2 separate regions of the Homo sapiens genome follow, and region 1 is linked to region 2. A link is a loop called in an ENCODE intact Hi-C map of the cell type or tissue named here. Cell type or tissue: CD4-positive, alpha-beta T cell. All regions are shown on one strand. Links, peaks and the distances in the headings refer to the core of each region. The heading gives the core; the rest is flanking DNA. Region 1 has its middle 13 kb from the start of NCF2. Region 2 overlaps LOC105371646 (a long non-coding RNA gene).

Region 1 (9,248 bases), core at 478-8,477, 150 kb after region 2:
TGTCAAGGTGAGCACCTGTAGTCCTATCTAATCAGGAGTTTGAGGCAGGAGGATTGCTTGAGCCCAGGAGTTTGAGGCTGCAGTGAACTATGATTGCACCTCTGTACTCCAGCCTGTAGACAGAGACCTTGTCTCTAAAAACAAAACAAAACCAAACCTCTTTTTCTTTCTTTCTTTCTTTCCTTCTTTCTTTCTTTCTTTCTTTCTTTCTTTCTTTCTTTCTTTCTTTCTTTCTTTCTTTCTCTTTTCTTTCTTTCTCTTTTCTTCCTTCCTTCCTTCTTTCTCTCTCTTTCTTTCTTTCTTTCCTTCTTTCTTTCTTTCTTTCTTTTGAGATGGAGTCTCGCTGTGTCACCCAGGCTGGAATGCAGTGGCACTATCTCTGCTCACTGCAACCTCCACCTCCCGGGTTCAAGCAATTCTCCTGCCTCAGCCTCCCAAGTAGCTGGGATTACAGGCGAGCACCACCACGCCTGGCTAATTTTTTGTATTTTTAGTAGAGACAGGGCTTCTCCATGTTGGCCAGGCTGGTCTCAAACTCCTGACCTCAGGTGAAACGCCCACCTCAGCCTCCCAAAATGCTGGGATTACAGGTGTGAGCCACCGTACCCTGCCCTCTTTTTCTTTTTTTGAGAGGATTTTCCTGGTAGGTGAATTGGGAAGGTGCCATCTACCAATATCAGTAAGATATTTGGCCAAGATATTCCTTAGACAATTTACTTGGCTAAATATTATGTTCACTGAATCTTCTTAACATATTAATGTCACCTTGTGCTTTTAACCTTTCTATAAACACCTTGAATCAGATTCACAAATAGCTCAAAGTTTGGAGAGAGAGTATCAACATGTACATCAGAATTAAAATATTTCTTGACTCATATAGATTCACAAAAGCTCCAAATGGAGTTTGATAAAGACAAATGTAAAGATCGGCTCCTAAGTTTAAAAACCCAACTGCCCAAACATCGGAAGATGACAATTCTTGACAATTCTTAAAAGCAGTCCATCAGAAGAAGGCCTAGCCATTTGGATTGACTGCAAGCTCAGTATGAGTCAACAAAATCATGTGGTTGCCAAAACAGCTAATGCAATCTTAGGCTGCATTAACAGAAGTGCACCCAACTCTTGTGTCAGATGGTTCTTGACTCAACAACCTGCCCTAGCCAGAGACATGGGTAATCTCTCTATTGGCCAGAGCAGGAAACTGGCACCATTCCCCAATTCAAAACAAGCTCTCAAAGATTGTCTTCTGTTCATAGCAACTATTATCTGTCATCCAGGGCTCTCGTTCTGAACTGACCAGTGTTCCCATCCATTTCCCCAGAACTCTTGGCTCAGATTAGAAGACATTGTCTAGAAAGTCTTTATTTCAGTCTTTTTTTTTTCATCTGGTCACAGTTCAACTACCAACGCAGACATGGCTTGCACATTCTCCACCAAGAGACACAGGCTCTTCACTCTGGGGCTTAGACTCTTTTCTGGGTTTCAGGACAGTCAGCAACATGGCCTTCATCAGCAGATCATCTGACAGAAGAGCCTCCCAGAATGATGGGTTCCTTCACTTCCTTCTCAGCACTAGGGTTGGGCTTAGCTTGTCCAGGACTTTCACCTACTTGAGAGGTTGACAGCACACACCAGGGCCATCATCCCACTGACCGCATCAGAGCTGTGGTTCCCCATGCAGGGATATATACCATCAAGAGCTTGCGAGATCATTTGAGGCACTACATGGACACACATTTTTATCATAATATTTATTGTTTTACTTTAGTTCCTTAATTTTTTTGGAAAAAGAATATATTCACATGGTTCAAAAATTAACAAATACAAAAAATTTTCCTCCTCTCAGTGTCAAACTCTTCCTGCCCATCAGAAACCACTTTTATTAGTTTCTTGGTATTCTTCCCTCAGAGAAGATTTTAAGCATATGCAAATGCAGACCCTCTGTCCCCTCCTCTTCTACGCACATATCATTAGAGGTAAAGTTCTGCTTCTCACTCTTTAACAACAGTCTCTTATCAGTACATAGAAAGCTTCCTCATTCTTTGTTTATGGCTGTGTAATTTTCTGTCGTATAATGAGTGCCCCATTTTCCAATTCCAATACAGTGTCTCCAATTGTATACTATCATCATATTGTGAGGAATGTTCTTGTATATACATCATTTCACACGTCTGTAAACATATTTATAGGATAAACTTATAGAATTAGAATATCTGAGTCACAGTGTTTATTTATTCTAATGTGCATTTTTTTAAAAGTATAACTAGCACACCAAATCCACAATTTCATTATTAGCATTTTTTATAATGAGGGTAGGTTTTAAAATGGTGAATCAGGCTGAGCACGGTGTGTCATGCCTGTAATCCCAGCACTTTGGGAGGTTGAGGCGGGTGGGTCACGAGGTCAGAAGATCAAGACCATCCTGCCTAACACGGTGAAACCCCGTCTCTACTAAAAATACAAAAAAATTAGCTGGGCATGGCGGCGGGCACCTGTAGTCTCACCTACTCTGGAGGCTGAGGCAGAAGAATGGCGTGAACCCAGGAGGCGGAGCTTGCAGTGAGCCAGGATCGTGCCATTGCACTCCAGACTGGGCGACAGAGAGAGATCTGTCTCAAAAAAAAAAAAAAAAATTATGAATCAGTGAGAGAGAAATATTAAGCAAATCTCAGCATTGGTGGTTTGAAAATATGGCTAAAAATTATGAAAGTAGTAAGTAAAGGGCTGGAGTTTGAGAAACACTGACCTAGAACAGAATTATCACATTCCCTACCAGAAGCTCCTAAAGTCTGTATTTCTTACAGGGTTCAAAGTTGTCATAGGTAGGGTACCGGGAAAGAGAGAGCTTTGAGTTAAGGGATTTGGGTTTGAATCTTGATTTTCCTCTAGCTGGCTGTGAGTCTTGCAGCCTCATTTTTCTTATGTGGAAAGGTGTGTTGCTTGGTGGCTATTATAATTCAGCCAGTCTGAGTGAATTTGGGGAAGAAAGAGAAGTCAGAATCTTTGTTCTGGCTAGCACCTTTCCCTTTCAACATGCCTTCTCCATAAACACATTTATGATGGCAGCCTGAAATTAAGCCAGATACAGTATATAATCATGTGTGTGACCTGTGCAGTCACACAGGGGCCCATGCTTAGAAAGTCCCCACCCTTGCTTTCTTTGCTGTCACCATCTTAAAATTCTTAATAATTCAGAATAAGAGGCCCATATTTTCATTTTGCATGGAGACCCTGCAAATTCTGTAAGCACTCACACATGGCCTCCTCCCTCCTATCATCCACCTCCACCTACCAACTGCCTCCTATTGCTCTTGAAGGTTACTGCTGTGTGAAGCCTCCCACCCTTGGGGCCATCTAAGGAAGCTAAAGCTTGGTCACTTCTGCTGTGGTCTGGAGTCCCCTCTGCTGACACCATCTGTCCCAGTGCTATCTCTCTCATGGCCTTCTCTATAGGATGCTCTCAATGTCACTCAGGAGAGTGGCTTTGGGAGGCTAGTACCAACTTCCCCTGGGTATTCTGGGGGGTCTTCACTGATCAGAGCCTGGGTCTGGAGGCACCTTGGTGATGTTTTTCCCCATTAGGCCCCTGAGCTCTATGGAAGCACTTAACTGCCTGTTCCCCGCTTATTCTGTGTTTAGACCAAGGAAGCAACATGCCTGGGGTCTGAAATCCTGGATTCAAATCCTGACTGTGTTTTGTGCTACCCGAGTGAACTTTCACAAGTCCCTCCAATTCTCAAAAGCTTCAGTTTCCTCATCTGCAAAGTGATTATAGAGCAATGCCTAACTTGCTGGTTTATTGTGAGACTGAAATTTATGACAGAAAAATGAGCATAGCCTTTGTTTGTTTCATGGGGTGTTAGTCCTCTGTCCTGACATTCCCACCTCCTACTCCAGGCTGACTTGAGCGAAGGGTTCATAGAGTGCTGGGTACCACCTCCTCAGCTGGCCTGTGGACACTCAATTCCACCTCTGTCCAAACTCCAAGCAGTTTTCTCTCAGCTGCAGTTTGCTCTGTAGCCATTTCATCCTTAGAATTCCTAGCACGCAAAAGGTTTGCAGAATAGTTCATCACACTGCAGTACTATTAAAGCCATATAGTTCATGACATAGTCCAGGGTCATTAAATGCTGTGGAAGTCCCCTTTCACACAGAACACTGGACTTTCTACTTTAGAATTGATTGTCATTTGTCACTAAACAGTTTCTCATACTTCTCCGCCTCCCTGTTTGGATTGTCTGCTTAGTACAATCTGCTTAGTAAGTGGACATCTCTTTTTTTTTTAATGGAGTTTTGCTCTTGTTGCCCAGGCTCGAGTGCAACAGCATGATCTCGGCTCACTGCAACCTCTGCCTCCCAGGTTCAGGCGATTCTCCTGCCTCAGCCTCCCAAGTAGCTAGGAGTACAGACAGGCACCTGCCACCACGCCCGGCTAATTTTTGTATTTTTAGTAGAGACGGGGTTTTACCACGTTGGCCAGGCTGGTCTCGAACTTCTAACCTCAGGTGATCCGCCCGCCTTGGCCTCCCAAAGGGCTGGGATTACAGGCGTGAGCCAACGCACCCAGCTGTGGACATCTCTTTATTATATCCACTGCTTTTCCAGATTCTCTCTTGCTCTCTCCTTCCACTTCTGTCCGCTGGGACGTAGAATGGTGGAAGGAAGATGGGGGAGAGGTGTCCTGAATTCTAGAGAAGTGGTTTCTAGCAGAGCAAAGAAACATACAAGAAGCTATTGCAATATTTCAGGCAAGAAATAATGCTAAGGCAGCCACAGGAAGAGAGGATGGATGTGGATAAATGCCAAATACAATGTGGCATTTCACATGGAGACAAAGGAGAGTGACTGGGAGGCTGGTGACACCCGTGACTGCCACAGGAAATGGAGTGGTAACCTCATCCACCCCTACACTTTCATACAAGTGACTCTCAAGGCATGCTTCTGGCCATATTGTCTCCCGAGAGCAGAAATCTGAAGACAACTGATATGGCCTTTAATAAATGGGGACTGAACTTTGGGGAGGCCCTAATTAAAGACAGCTGGAGCCCTGGGGAAAAGGAGCCAGTGGAGACTGTGGGAAAATGTCAGAGAGGCAGGAGGAAGGTGAGACCACTGCGGTCAGCCACATCTGACTCAGCTCTTCAAGGAGGGAGGTGGACGGTGCGGAGAGCTGCTGGAGGGGAGGGGAAGCTGAAGACCATGATGACGTCATGGCCGAGCTGGGGCAGTGGGCAGAGGAGGCGGAAGTCAGGTTGTGAAGAGCTGAGGAGATAGTGGGGGCTGAGAGGATAGAAGGGCTGGATGCTCTCCCTGAACTGTGAAAAGGAAGAAATCATGCTGCCCACAGGTGGAGTAGCCCAGGAGAAGGGCAACCCTGGGTCTGCAGCCCCCGCCCCTCTGCCTCTGTGTCTTCCTCACACTGGGCTCCCAAGCCTGTGTAGGCTTGAGTCTTTCTGAAACTTTGGTCAGTCTGTGGTAACACCTTTCCCATGATGAAACATGTTTTTTCTTCCCCTTTCTGCATCTTCATTAGTTGCCTTCCTCCTAAACAGAACTCGGCAGCTAAATTAGGCCAAAACCCCAACTCATTTCCAACAAAGTTCACCAAATAAGCTGAGAAATCTCTACGGCCTCACAGGAGTCAGTGTCAAGTCACAGGGACTCAGGGGCTCTTCAGACCCCAGCTGCACGGAGCCGAGGTCTGAGGTAAAGAAGCAGCCATGTTCCACATGCACTTCCCCTCTTCCGGACACAGAAGTTAGGATGTAGGACGTGCCTCAAAGGCAGTGTGGATGTGGAGAGGAAGTGATGGCTGCAGCCAACCAGCGTTAAGTCCTCCCCAAATAGGTGTGCGGAAGTGGGAAGGGCACACGTCTACCCATGTTCTCTCTTTACTTTAGAGAAGGCTGGGGAACAGAAGGCTGAAACCAACTGTGTGCAGAGTTCTCAGGCCTCTGCCAAAAATGAGCAGGACCTGCCCGACACCTTCTCCGCTACAACCTCTTTTTCTACTGTCACTGCCCATTGTCATGGTGGCTCCCCAAAGGTGAGCCTGAGTCCATATTTGCAAGCTTTGCCCTGAAGACAATTATATATCTGATTGCTGTGGCTGCAGAGGCTTAGAATCCTTCAGGGGCAGGAGAGGTCCTGGCAGTAACAGTTATTCTCTATAAGTTCTTATGTGCCAAGAAAGCTCTGAAGTGCTTGATATGCATCATTTCATTTGTTCCTTACCCAAATCCATTGATAGTAAAAGAAGCTAATTCTTAGGTTAAGTATTAATCACTTGTTTAAGGTTACAGACCTCATAAATGATGAGGATTAAACCCAGGTTTGTCTGACTCTAAAGCCAATCTGTGCTCTGTAGAGAAGAGGGAAAGAGAAATTGCCACCTCCCCAGCATTTCATTGAATCTAAATACATTTTATTTTTTTCTTTCCTGGAATCCAAAGCATGTCAAAGACATTTCAGCCATAAACCTGGTTATTTTTTCCTATTAAGAACAAACATGATGGGCCAGGCACAGTGAGTGGCTGACCCGTGTAATCCCAGCACTTTGGGAGGCCAAGGCAGGCAGATCACTTGGGCTCAGGAGTTCAAGACCAGCCTGGGCAACATGATGAAACCCCGTCTTTACAAAAAAATACAAAAATTAGCCGGATGCAATGGCATGTGCCTGTAGTTACAGCTACTCAGGGGGCTGTGGCAGGAGGATCACCTGAGCCTTGGGAAGTTGAGGCTGCAGTGAGCCGTGGTGATCCTGCCACTGTACTCCACCCTGGGCGACAGAGACCTTGTCTTGAAAAGCAAACAAGCAAACAAACAATAAAAGCAGAGATGCTATTCTGCCTAGGGCAGGGAATGACTTGGCCCTTAGAAGTGTTCTAAAATTCTGATCCATGACCTGATAGACCCAAACCCTTCTACTGACACAAGTACAAAAGCTGTCATTTCTTGAGGGTAGCAGGGACTAAGGCCAGAACTTGGCAACTGGGGAAGAGGTTGGGAGCAGGAGAAGTCAGCATGAGAGCCTGCTAGGGCACATTGTATCTTGAGGGACTTCATACTTGAATTCACAGCCTTGCCTCCTAACATTTAAAAGTTTAAATAAACTAGAAATGTTTCCTTACCATGGGGACCAAAACAAGTTTCTGTAAAGGTAAATACATGTAAAAATAAATACAAAATAGCCATGGATATGAAAGCATGGTTAAGGAAAGCATGGATATGAAAGCCATGAAAGCATGGATAAGGAGGGACTCCTTTTAAAAATGTCCAAGACATTTGGAATTTGGAGTTCCTGGCATGGTGCTGTGTTTTTCCTGTTTGAGCTGTGGTGCTGGCCTCCTAAGAGCTCACCCCATTGCCTCAGCCTCAAAGGTGCTGGCTGAAGGGAGCTGGGCCTGTAGCTCCATCCATGCTGTCAGTGAGCTCCCTGGACCTAACTGCCTTTTCAAATCCCATAGGGCCACCTGCACGTTCCCAGATTTCTTCCCTGGCTTGGGCTGGGACATCTTGACAGAAAGGTAGGCAGCGGGGGGCAGGTGTGCCTAGCACTTTGGGAGGCTGTAATCTCAGCACTTTGGGAGGCTGAGGCAGGAGGATCACTTCAGCCCAGGAGTTCGAGACCAGCCTGAGCAACAAAATGAGACCCTGTCTCTACAAATAAAAAATTAAAAAAATTAGCCCAGTGTGGTGGCACACACCTGTAGTCTCAGTTACTTGGGAGGCTGAGGTAGGAGGATCTTGTAAGCCAGGGAGGTTGACGTTGCAGTGAGCCATGATTGTGGCACTACACTCCAGCCTGGGCTACAGAGTGAGACCCTGTCTAAAACAAACAAATAAAAGACAAAAGAAAATCTAGGCAGAGGATCTGATTGTCCTGCTCTTTAATAGTAGGACTGGAGTTTGGTGCCTTCTAGCTTTCCCGAGATTATTTGTGAAACTACAAATAAAGTCCTGCTAATGTAATTTGCCAAAGCCACATAGAGACACTCAACTACTTAGATTTTCTCTGCCTGAGGAAGAAGCAGATGAATCTTGGCACCCTGGGACTTTCATTTTAACTCTCTGGAAAAAATCTGTGTCATCTGCTGATGTTCCCACTGAGCTGTTTTCAGATTCTAGGTTCTAGAGCAAACTGGGTACCAGCTGGACACCCAGACACACAGTGGGGTTGGCCTACCGGGCCTGAGGAAGAGCACCGCACAGTTCACAAACAGGAAATGTCCTTTTGCAGAGGACTTTGGTTTTTTTTCAAGATAGAGTTCTGAGGAAGAAAAAAATGTGTTTAGTTGACCATGAAGTAGCTTTAAATATCAGATACTACCTACTCAATTCAGGTAACTAATTAACAAATTGGCTCTTTGTTATATCTTTAGGCCAAATGGTCATGCTTTTAAGTTTAGCAATTCAAGGTCTAGCAATTCCTTCATTTTGTTTATGCAAAATTCAAAATGCTGTATCTGTGAATTAATTATTAATATTAATATCTTCTAAACTACATTGTGATCATTTTCTCATCAGTCCTTATTCTCACTGTTGTTTTAACTAAGAAAAGGAAAAGGAGAACTGAAATCTAGGGTTGATGGCAAACTTAGTTAAGTCTTCAAATCATTACAAAGCACCAATTCACATTTGGCAGTGGTCTCTTGAGCAAAGACTAGGATGTGATCCTTGCCCTGAAAAATCTTATATGTAATTCAGGATTATATAGAAGGGCTTGGGTAAAACCTTCAGGGAACAGTGCTAGGCCAAATGAAAATACAGTAGTTGGCTGGGCACGGTGGCTCATGCGTGTAATCTTAGCACTTTGGGAGGCTGAGGCAGGTAGATCACCTGAAGTCAGGAGTTCGAGACCAGCCTGGCCAACATGGTGAAACTCTGTCTCTACTAAAAATACAAAAATTAGCCAGGCTGGTGGTGGGCATCTGTAATCCCAGCTACTTGGGAGGCTGAGGCAGGAGAATTGCTTGAGCCTGGGAGGCAGAGGTTGCAGTGAGCTGAGATCAGGCCACTGCACTCCAGCCTGAGAAACAGAGTGAGACTCTTTCTCAAACAAACAAACAAAAAAAGAAAATACAGTAGTCCCCCCTTATCTGCAGTGGATGCATTCCAAGACCCCCAGTGGATCCCTGAAACCTCAGATAGTACCAAGCCCTATATACACTATGTTTTTTGCTGTATAGTAATGAGTAGGGAGCATATACAGTGTGGATACACTGGACAAAGGGATGATTCACATCCTA
Region 2 (9,248 bases), core at 937-8,936:
AAATACCTAGACATGGAATATGTGTCAATATGTATGTGCATTTTTACTTTTGAAAGATATTTCCAACTTTCTCTCCATCCCTTACACATCCATCAACTATTTATGACTGACTACTTCCTCAAACTTTCATCAAAACAATATCTTATCAAATGTTTTAATCTTTTACAGTTTGATAGGTGAAAATTATATGTGTGTGTGTGTGTGTGTGTGTGTGTGTGTGTGTGTTTATAATGCAGGAACCAAAGAGAGAAGTTGCAACTCAGGTAAGTAGAGTGGTGCTGAATTAAAATAATAAGTTTACCTTAGATAAAAAGTAATTTGAGATTTAAGTAGGTTACTTCAAAAAATTAAAGACGGCCAGGCACGGTGGCTCACGCCTGTAATCCCAGCACTTTGGGAGGCCCAGGCAGGTGGATTACAAGGTCAGCAGATCGAGACCATCCTGGCTAACACAGTGAAACCCCATCTCTACTAAAAATATAAAAAAATTAGCCAGGCGTGATGGCAGGCACCTGTAGTCCAAGCTACTCGGGAGGCTGAGGCCGGAGAATGGTGTGAACCCGGGAGGCGGAGCTTGCAGTGAGCCGAGATCGCGCCACTTCACTCCAGCCCAGGCGACAGAGCGAGACTCCGTCTCAACAACAACAACAACAAATTAAAGACACTTTCTACCAAGAAGGATTACACATACATAATTCTGACGGACACTTTTAGAAAAGGAGGAAAACCCATAATCTCCTGAGAGTTTTCTAGCTTCACAATTCTGTGATTTCTGTAATTCCATGGAATAAGAAAGTACTGAACAGTGAGAAGAATACTTTCATTACCGATCCATCCATGATCACAGTTTAGAAAATAAAGGGAAAACGTTTCTTTTGTAAATCACTAAATATAAATCAGGAGAAAAGAGGGAGACTACAGTTGTCTCCACTTCTGATTTACCTCAGCCTGCTAGTCTGGTGGCCACATCCAGGACCTTAAAATCAGCTGGAGCCATTCAACCTCCCAAATTTCAGATTCATGCCTCTTACCATTTGATCACAGCTTCTGGCCTTCCATCCACCTCATTTCATTATTGTCACCACATTTGTTCTCTCAATTGACTAGGCCTTTCCCCTTTCCTCTTTCTCCACCCAAGACTACCCACTTTTCTCCCCAGTGAGAAATTTAACTATATCACTATCCATCTTTGCTTCCTTCTTTCCTAACATAAACATGCACTATAAACTTAGATGTTTATGAAATACTTAATTTTTCTGTGAATAAATTCAACTTCAATTGCAAGCCTCCATCTTAACATATAATCTTGGCAAATTCTCTGCCTTTCTCTGGATTGTATCTACATTTTCAGAGTTTGGGGATTGTATTATGCAGTAGGGGGTGGACGGGGTTTCAGGGACCCCTGCCACACATACTGCAGCCACCTTCTCCTTGCACTGGCAGTCTGCAGATCACCATCATCAACCATCTGACTGTCAGAGCATGCTGGATGCTGCCAGGCTGTCAACTCCTTCAGGCCCTCAAGTGCACAGGAAGTCATTCCTCTGCTGCACTGCTGCATGAGGTTGGCTTGGGCCCATGCTCCTAGACATCACTCACATCACTCAGTCTTTCTTTGTCCTTTCATGAAAACAAACAAAATATTTCAAAGTATGAACAATAATATAAACCATCCACGTACTTATCACCCCAAATGAACTAATGTTACTGTCTTTTCATATTTCCATCAAAGTATTTTTTAAAGAAATAAAGATAAAGGTCAAGTCTCCCATATGTCCTTCCTAGCACAATTCCTTTACTTTCTTTACCCCCAGAGGTAATCACTATCATGAATTTGGTGCAAATCTGCTAGTCCATGTTGATATGCTTTTGTTTGACATAACTGTAGAAAAACACAATATCTTGTATTGTTTTTTAAAAGTATATGCACACAGTATCATATGGATATAATATGCTGCAACTTAATGTTGCAGTCAAAATATATCCATATATTGATATAAAGTCAGTCATTTTAATTTCTGTACTGTCTATCACAGAATGAATACATAACAGTTTCTTCCCATTCATTCATTCTTGGGTTGTTTCTAGTGTTTTGTTGATACAAACAAATATTGCAACAACTATCCCTTCCTATCCTTTTTCACTGTATAGTAGTCTCTCTCACAGTAAATGACATCACCAGGCACTGGGCCTAGGTGCTCCGCCAAAAACTTCAGTCATCCTTGAACCCCTTTCCTCACATCTCAAATCCCCATCAAGTTGTCTGTTTTGGCTTCAAAATATATTCTGGATCCAACCACTTCTCAACACTTTCAACCAATCCAAGTGACCAACATCACTTTCCTATGATTGCAATTGTTTTCTAATAATACTACACCCTACAGTCTCTTCTACACAGAACAGCCAGAGTGGCCTTTTAAGAATGCACTTTCGATCAATAGTATCTGACATGGTTTGGTCGTGTTCCCACCCAAATCTCATCTTGAATTATAACTCCCACAATTCCCATGTGTTGTGGAAGGAACTCGGTGGGAGGTGATTGGATGATGGGGGCGGGTCTTTCTTCCACTGTTCTCGTGATAGTGAATGAGTCTTACGAGATCTTATGGTTTTAGAAAACGGGAATTTCCCTGCACAAGCTCAGTCTTCTCTTGTCTGCTGCCATGTGAGATGTGACTTTCATTTTCTGCCATGACTGTGAGGCCTCCCCAGCCACGTGGAAGTGTAAGTCCAATAAACCTTTCTTTTGTAAATTGCCCAGTCTCAGGTATGTCTTTATCAGCAGTGTAAAAACGGACTAATACGGTATGCCTGCGCAAAACCCTCCAATGGCTTCTCGTTCCGCCAAAAAGTCCAAACTCCTTACCTTGGCCTGAAGGCCTTATGTGATGTAGCCTTTGCCTATCTTCCAGATTCATCTCTTGCCACTTTCCAGTCACTAACTCCACTCCACCTCATGGGCCTTCTTCCTTTCTTCCAGTGTTTCAAGCACATTTCTGCCATTCCTTCTTGCCTGAAGTGCACTTTCCTTAGAACATAAACACAGATCTTGTTCCCTCACTTCTCTAAGTTTCCTCAAATTCACCTCAGGGAGGCCCTCCCTGTCCATCTTACCTAAAATAGTACTTCCAGCCCCTATCCCTTTACCCTGCCTGACGTGATATATGTGTTTATTCATAAGTTTGTCTCAACTTCATGAGAACAGTCTTGTTCATCATTTTATTCCCATAGCCTCGTATAATGCTGGTTTATATAGGAACTTGATAAATATTTATTCAATAAATACATGAATAAATGTTTCCTTATATGTGTTTTCAACCTTTTTTTCTAAATTATAGACGTTTCTGGATCATTAGAATGTTTGCATTTTCAACTAGGCAACGTATTTCCAAATTGCTCTCCTAAGTAGTTGTATCAATTTACATCTCAACAGAAAGTAAGATTTTTTTCATTTCCCTGTATCCTTGCCAACACATGACATTGCCAGACTTAGAGTCACCAATCTCATGGATGTTTTGATTTGTATTTATCTGATTACTAGAGTGAGGTTGAGCATATTTTTTTTTACTTCATTTTCTATTAGATTATCTTTCTCTTATTTACAAAAGTAATATATGTTTTCTGAATACTAATCTTTTGTTTAATATATGTTACAATTATCTTCTCCCAGACTGTGGCATTCCTTTTAATTTTGTTTATGGGATATTTTATCAAACAGAGGTACTAAATTTGGAGTGTTCAAATTTATTAGGTTTTTCCTTCATAATTTGTGCTTTTGATGTTACATTTAAGTAATCCTTCCTTCCCCTGTGATCATGAAGTGTGTTCTCCTATAATTTCTTCTAATAGTTATGAAGTTTTTACTTTGTTCCAGGTTTAGATCTTTTCCATCTGGAATTCAGTTTATACCAGAGGCTCCCAAACTGTAGTGGGGGGATACCTGTAGAGTCCCCAAGACCCTTTCAGGAGCCCTAGAAAGTCAAAACTATTTTCATAATCATACTAAAATGTTATTTGTCTTTTTTGCTCTCATTCTTTCATGAACAGTGGAGTCTTCCAGAGGCTACACAACATATAATGATGTCATCACTCTGATGCCTAATAGAATGTGTGCTTATCTGTTAATGTGTTTTACAGATTTCTCAGTTTTAATTTCTAATATGATATTGACAGATATAACCCACATAAACAAAAGCTCTATGGGACCTTCAGTAATTTTTAAGAGTATAGGCTGAGCGCAGTGGCTCATGCCTGTAATCCCAGCACTTTGGGAGGCTGAGTTGGGTGGATCACCTGAGGTCAGGAGTTCGAGACCAGCCTGACCAACATGGAGAAACCCCATCTCTACTAAAAATACAAAATTAGCCAGGTGTGGTGGCGCATGACTGCAATCCCAGCTTCTCAGAAGGCTGAGGCAGGAGAGTCACTTGAACCCAGGAGGCAGAGGTTGCAGTGAGCTGAGATCACTCCATTGCACTCCAGCCTGGGCAACAGAGCGAAACTCTGTCTCAAAAAAAGAGTATAAAGAAGTCCTGAGACCCAAAAGCTTGAGAATTGCTGGTATAAGGTATAAGAAAGGGATCTAATATTTTTTTCTTTTTTTTAGTATAGAAAGTCAGTATTCCCCAAACCCACTAGGTTTATAATGTTTCCTCTATCATATGTCAAGGTCTCATATTTACATGTGTCTACCTCAGAGCTTTTCTTCATATTACAACCACTGTACTATTTAATTACTACAGTTCTACAAGGAACCTTCCTTTCTGGAAAGGCAAATTACACTTTCTTAATTTTTTTAGAATTGTCTTGGCTCTTCTTAAAACTATTCTTTCTATAAGTAACTTTAGAATCAGCTTGTCAAGTTCCACAAAAAAATGTTGTTAAGAATTTGATTGAAATTGCACTGAATTGTGGAGAATCATACTTCTTATAGCATTGATTTTCTGTTCTGTGAATTTAGTATTACATATTACATATTTTTTATTACAATCTCTTTTTTGCCCTTTGCTATTTATAACATTTTTCATAAAGGTTTTGCACACTTGTGTTAGATTTGTTCCTAAGTATCTTATTATTTCTGTTGCAAGTATAAATGTGATCTTTTCCTCTCATTACATAGGTGTATGGATTTCCTATTACTTAGGTATATAGGATTGCTATTGATTTTTCACATCGATCATGCATTTAACCATACTCAACACTTAGTCATTCTAATTTTTTTTCCTATAGAGCCTCTTGGAGTTTCTGGCTAAGAAATGATGCTGTGCACACATATTTTTATTCTTCTTTGCTAATCACTGAATACCTCTTTTTCTCTTTTCATAAATACAGGGACTAGAACTTGTAGTATGATGTTTAATTATAGAGGTTTCAGCAGGCTTGCTATATTCTTGACTCTATAGGAATCCTTCTATAGTCTCATAATTAAATACGTTATAGATGCTTCATATATACCCTCATGAAGTTAATATTTCTAGTTAATTAAGACATTTTGTTTTAAATTATAGTTCTTAAATTTTTAATGCTTTGTTTGTATCCATTGAGATGAGCATATGGGTCTTCACCTTAATCTGGTAATAAGGTAGATTACAGATAGATTTTAAAATCATAATACCATCTTTACATTTGGGGCAAATTTTAGTTGTACCTGATGTATTATTTTGTATACTTTGTTGGATTTGATTTCATAATTATTTTATTTAGGATTTTCGTGTCAATGTTAAAAAGTGAGATTCATCTGTAATTTTCTTTGTCTATAGAGTTGTCCTATTTTGGTATCAAGATTATATTAACTTTGTAAAAGAAACCGGGTAGCCTTTACTCTTCTTGTCTAAAATAGTTTGTGCGAGTTAGTATAGTCTGTTCCATGAAATTTGATAAAATTCACCTGTAAAACCATCTGGCCTGGCTTCTTTGGCAAGGGATGGAAGGATGACTGGGAGGAGACTATTGGGAGACTTTTGACTATTGATCTATTATCTTTATGATGCTTGATTTATTCAGATTTTATATTTCTTCTAGAGTTAACTCTTAAATTTATATTTTTCTGGTAAGTTGTGGATTTCACCTCAGTTTTCAATTTACTGACATAAGATCACACAATATTACAAAATTTCTGGCATAACCAGTATTTTTAATTTCTACTCTACTATATATATATCTATATTCTTCTTTGAATTCCTCATATTGCTTATTTATGCTATCTTCTTTTCAATGTGGCTTGTTAAAGGTTTATTTATTTTATTGGTTTCCTCAAAGAACCCACTTTTGAATTTCTTAATCAATTTTACTTTTTTTTTCTTTCTTTTTTTTTTTTTTTTTAGAGATAGAGTCTTGCTCTGTCACCCAGGCTGGAGTACAGTGGCACAATCTTGGCTCACTGCAACCTCCACCTCCCGGGTTCAAGTGATTCTCCTGCCTCAGCCTCCCAAGCATCTGGGACTACAGGCGTGCACCACCACACCCAGCTAATTTTTTTGTATTTTTAGTAGAGATGGGGTTTCACCATGTTGGTCAGGCTGGTCTTGAACTCCTGACCTCAAATGATGCGCCCAGCTCGGCATCCCATAGTGCTGGGATTACAGGCGTGAGCTACCATGCCCGGCCTTTTTTTGTTTTTTGAAATGACTCTGTTCATTTTCCAGATTCTAGGGGTAGGTGTTTGCTCATTTACTTGAAATCATTTTTAATAAATGCATTTCATACCATACATTTCTTTCAAATGACTGAGTTACTTGCATTATACAAGTTGTTCCATGCAGTATTTTCTTTGTTACCCTTTTCTAAATGGTTTTTATTTTTAAGTCATGAGTTATTTATGAGTCTGTCATTAAGTTTCAAACTTAGTAAAATTGATTTCTAACTTTACTAAATTTTGGTCAGAGAATATAGTCTGTACTGTGGTGATTTTTGAAATAGCTGGCCTGGTATGTGCTCAAATTATATAAATGTTTAATGTGTGTTTGAAAAGAATATCTATTTGTTGGGTGGAGGGTTTTTACCTATGTATATAGATAGATATTACAGAAATCTTTCATTTCCTGGAGATGATCCATTCCCACTGAAATAGAAATCCAGATTTTAAACTGACTTTAAAATAAATACATTCAATAAGATAAAGAAATAAAAAAGAATCAAAGGTTAAGAAACAAACACAAAAGACATGAATAAAGTAAAGATAAATGTGAAAAATAATTACATAGGAAAATGGAGGCCAGGCATGGTGGCTCATGCCTGTAATCCTAACACTTTGGGAGGCAGAGGCAGAAGGACTGCTTGAGCCCAGGTGTTCGAGACCAGCCTGGGCAATATAGGGAGACCCCGTCCCTACAAAAAATTTTTAAAAAATTAGCCAGGCATGGTGGCATGCATCTGTAGTCCCAGCTATTCAGGGGGCTGAGGTAGGAGGACTGCTTGAGCTGGGAGTTTGAGACAAACTCTAAACTGCTCAGAGAAACAATTATTGAATAGTGAAAGTAAAGAAATGACCCAAAATTCAGCATGATATCAAAGAAAAGACATATTGTGGCAGTTTCAAATCATGGCCACAAATTCTTTGATACTCCTCCCATTAAGAGGTGGGTCTAGTTCCCACATTCCCAAACCGGGTGAGCTTGTGACTAAGTAAAGGTGGAAATGACATTATATATGACTTGTGAGGCTAGGCAATAAAATTTCATGCATTCCACCTTGTTTGCCAAAACACTCACTATTGGAGCCCTGGGCTACCATGTAAGAAGTCTGACTACCCTGAGGCCACTATGATGTGAGGAAACCGAAACCACATGGAGAAGTCATGTGTAGGCATTCCAATCTACAGTCCCAGCAGAGTGCCACCTCTGTCCCTCTAGCCCAGAGGCAGGTGAGTAAAAAATCCTCCAGTCATTCAAGTGACCACCCACTGTTCAAGTCTTCTCATCTGACACCCTGGATATCCTGAAATAGAGTCAAGCTATCCCTGATGTACCTGTTTCAAATATCTATGGTGCAGAATCTGTGAGCATAATACAATATTAATAGTTATTGCTTCTTGGCACTATGTTTTAGAGTGGTGTGTTTGTTACATAGCAATATATAGACAGAACACACGAAGGATGCATCTAATAGTAATTTCAGAAAGGGAATAAAATGAATGCTGGAAATAATATTTGTAGAGATGATACAGAGAATTTTTAAAAAGTGAAGTTGCATATTAAGTGCAAAATAATGAAAACAAATTCATACTTCGATGTACTGTAGTGAAGACACCTAACATTAAGGATAAAGGGCAAATTTTAAAAGCCACCCCAAAGAGAAAACACAGATAACCCATAAAAGAATGACAATTAGGCTGGGCGTGGTGGCTCATGCCTGTAATCCTAGCACTTTGGGAGGCTGAGGCGGGAGGATCATGAGGTCAGGAGTTTGAGACCAGCCTGGCCAACATGGTGAAACCCCGTCTCTACTTAAAATACAAAAATTAGTCGGGCATGGTGGCGGGCGCCTGTAATCCCAGCTACTCGGAAGGCTGAGGGAGGAGAATTGGTTGAACCCAGGAGGCGGAGGTTGCAGTGAGCCGAGATTGCACCACTGCACTCCAGCCTGGGTGACAGAGCAAGACTCCATCTCAAAAAAAAAAATGACAATTAGACACCAAACTTCTCATTAGCAGCAATAGAAACGAGAAGCCAATGCAATAATATCACCAAAGGACTGAGATGAAAATAATTGGCAACATAGGTTTCTATATCCAGCTAAGTGACAATTCAAGAATAATGAAATAGAAAACTTTTCTTTAAAACTGACTTTAACAAGCATACATTTTTATTGAAAGAGCTACTAAAAGATGCATTGTAGCAAGAAGAAAAGTGAATTCAGAATGAAAGCATCGTATTAAAGAAACAAATGGTAAAAACAAAAATTGATAAATTATGTTAAGTCAAATTACACATTGATTTTATAGTAACAGTTTTATGTTCTGATAAATATGGAACTAAAATTCTAGATAACAATGACTCCCAATACATTAGGTAGATAAAGCAGTCTTGGGGCTGGAGGATAACTGACTTTAAAAAACTTTAGAAATCCGCTGGGCGCGGTGGCTCACGCCTGTAATTCCAGCACTTTGGGAGGCCGAGGCGGGCGGATCACGAAGTCAGGAGGTCAGGAGATCGAGACCATCCTGGCTAACACGGTGGGACCCCGTCTCTACTAAAAATACAAAAAATCAGCCGGGCGTGGTGGTGGGAGCCTGTAGTCCCAGCTACTTA

The links. Hi-C counts contacts between places; a loop is a spot of excess contacts. Peaks named below come from ENCODE experiments on the same cell type or tissue, not always from the same donor. Only the 100,000 strongest peaks of a DNase experiment are listed, where the experiment ranks them.
Region 1: it touches region 2 in a loop (2.0-fold over the local background); 2 of 110 quality-filtered maps call a loop at or near these places.

Annotation. Positions count from the first base shown.
Region 1 is chr1:183,599,241-183,608,488 of GRCh38, forward strand. It overlaps a transcript of NCF2 not described here. Among named protein-coding and RNA genes, the nearest start is that of NCF2, 13 kb to the left of the region's middle. RefSeq lists enhancers at 150-649, 4,994-5,288, 5,440-5,529. In CD4-positive, alpha-beta T cell, for the core only: no CTCF peak of the experiment used is centred there; DNase peaks (open chromatin) are centred at 1,101, 5,181, 5,461 and 5,761; H3K27ac peaks cover 453 bases.
Region 2 is chr1:183,446,840-183,456,087 of GRCh38, forward strand. The region is part of intron 2 of LOC105371646 (a long non-coding RNA gene); the gene reads left to right. Among named protein-coding and RNA genes, the nearest start is that of SMG7-AS1, 21 kb to the right of the region's middle. In CD4-positive, alpha-beta T cell, for the core only: no CTCF peak of the experiment used is centred there; no DNase peak of the experiment used is centred there.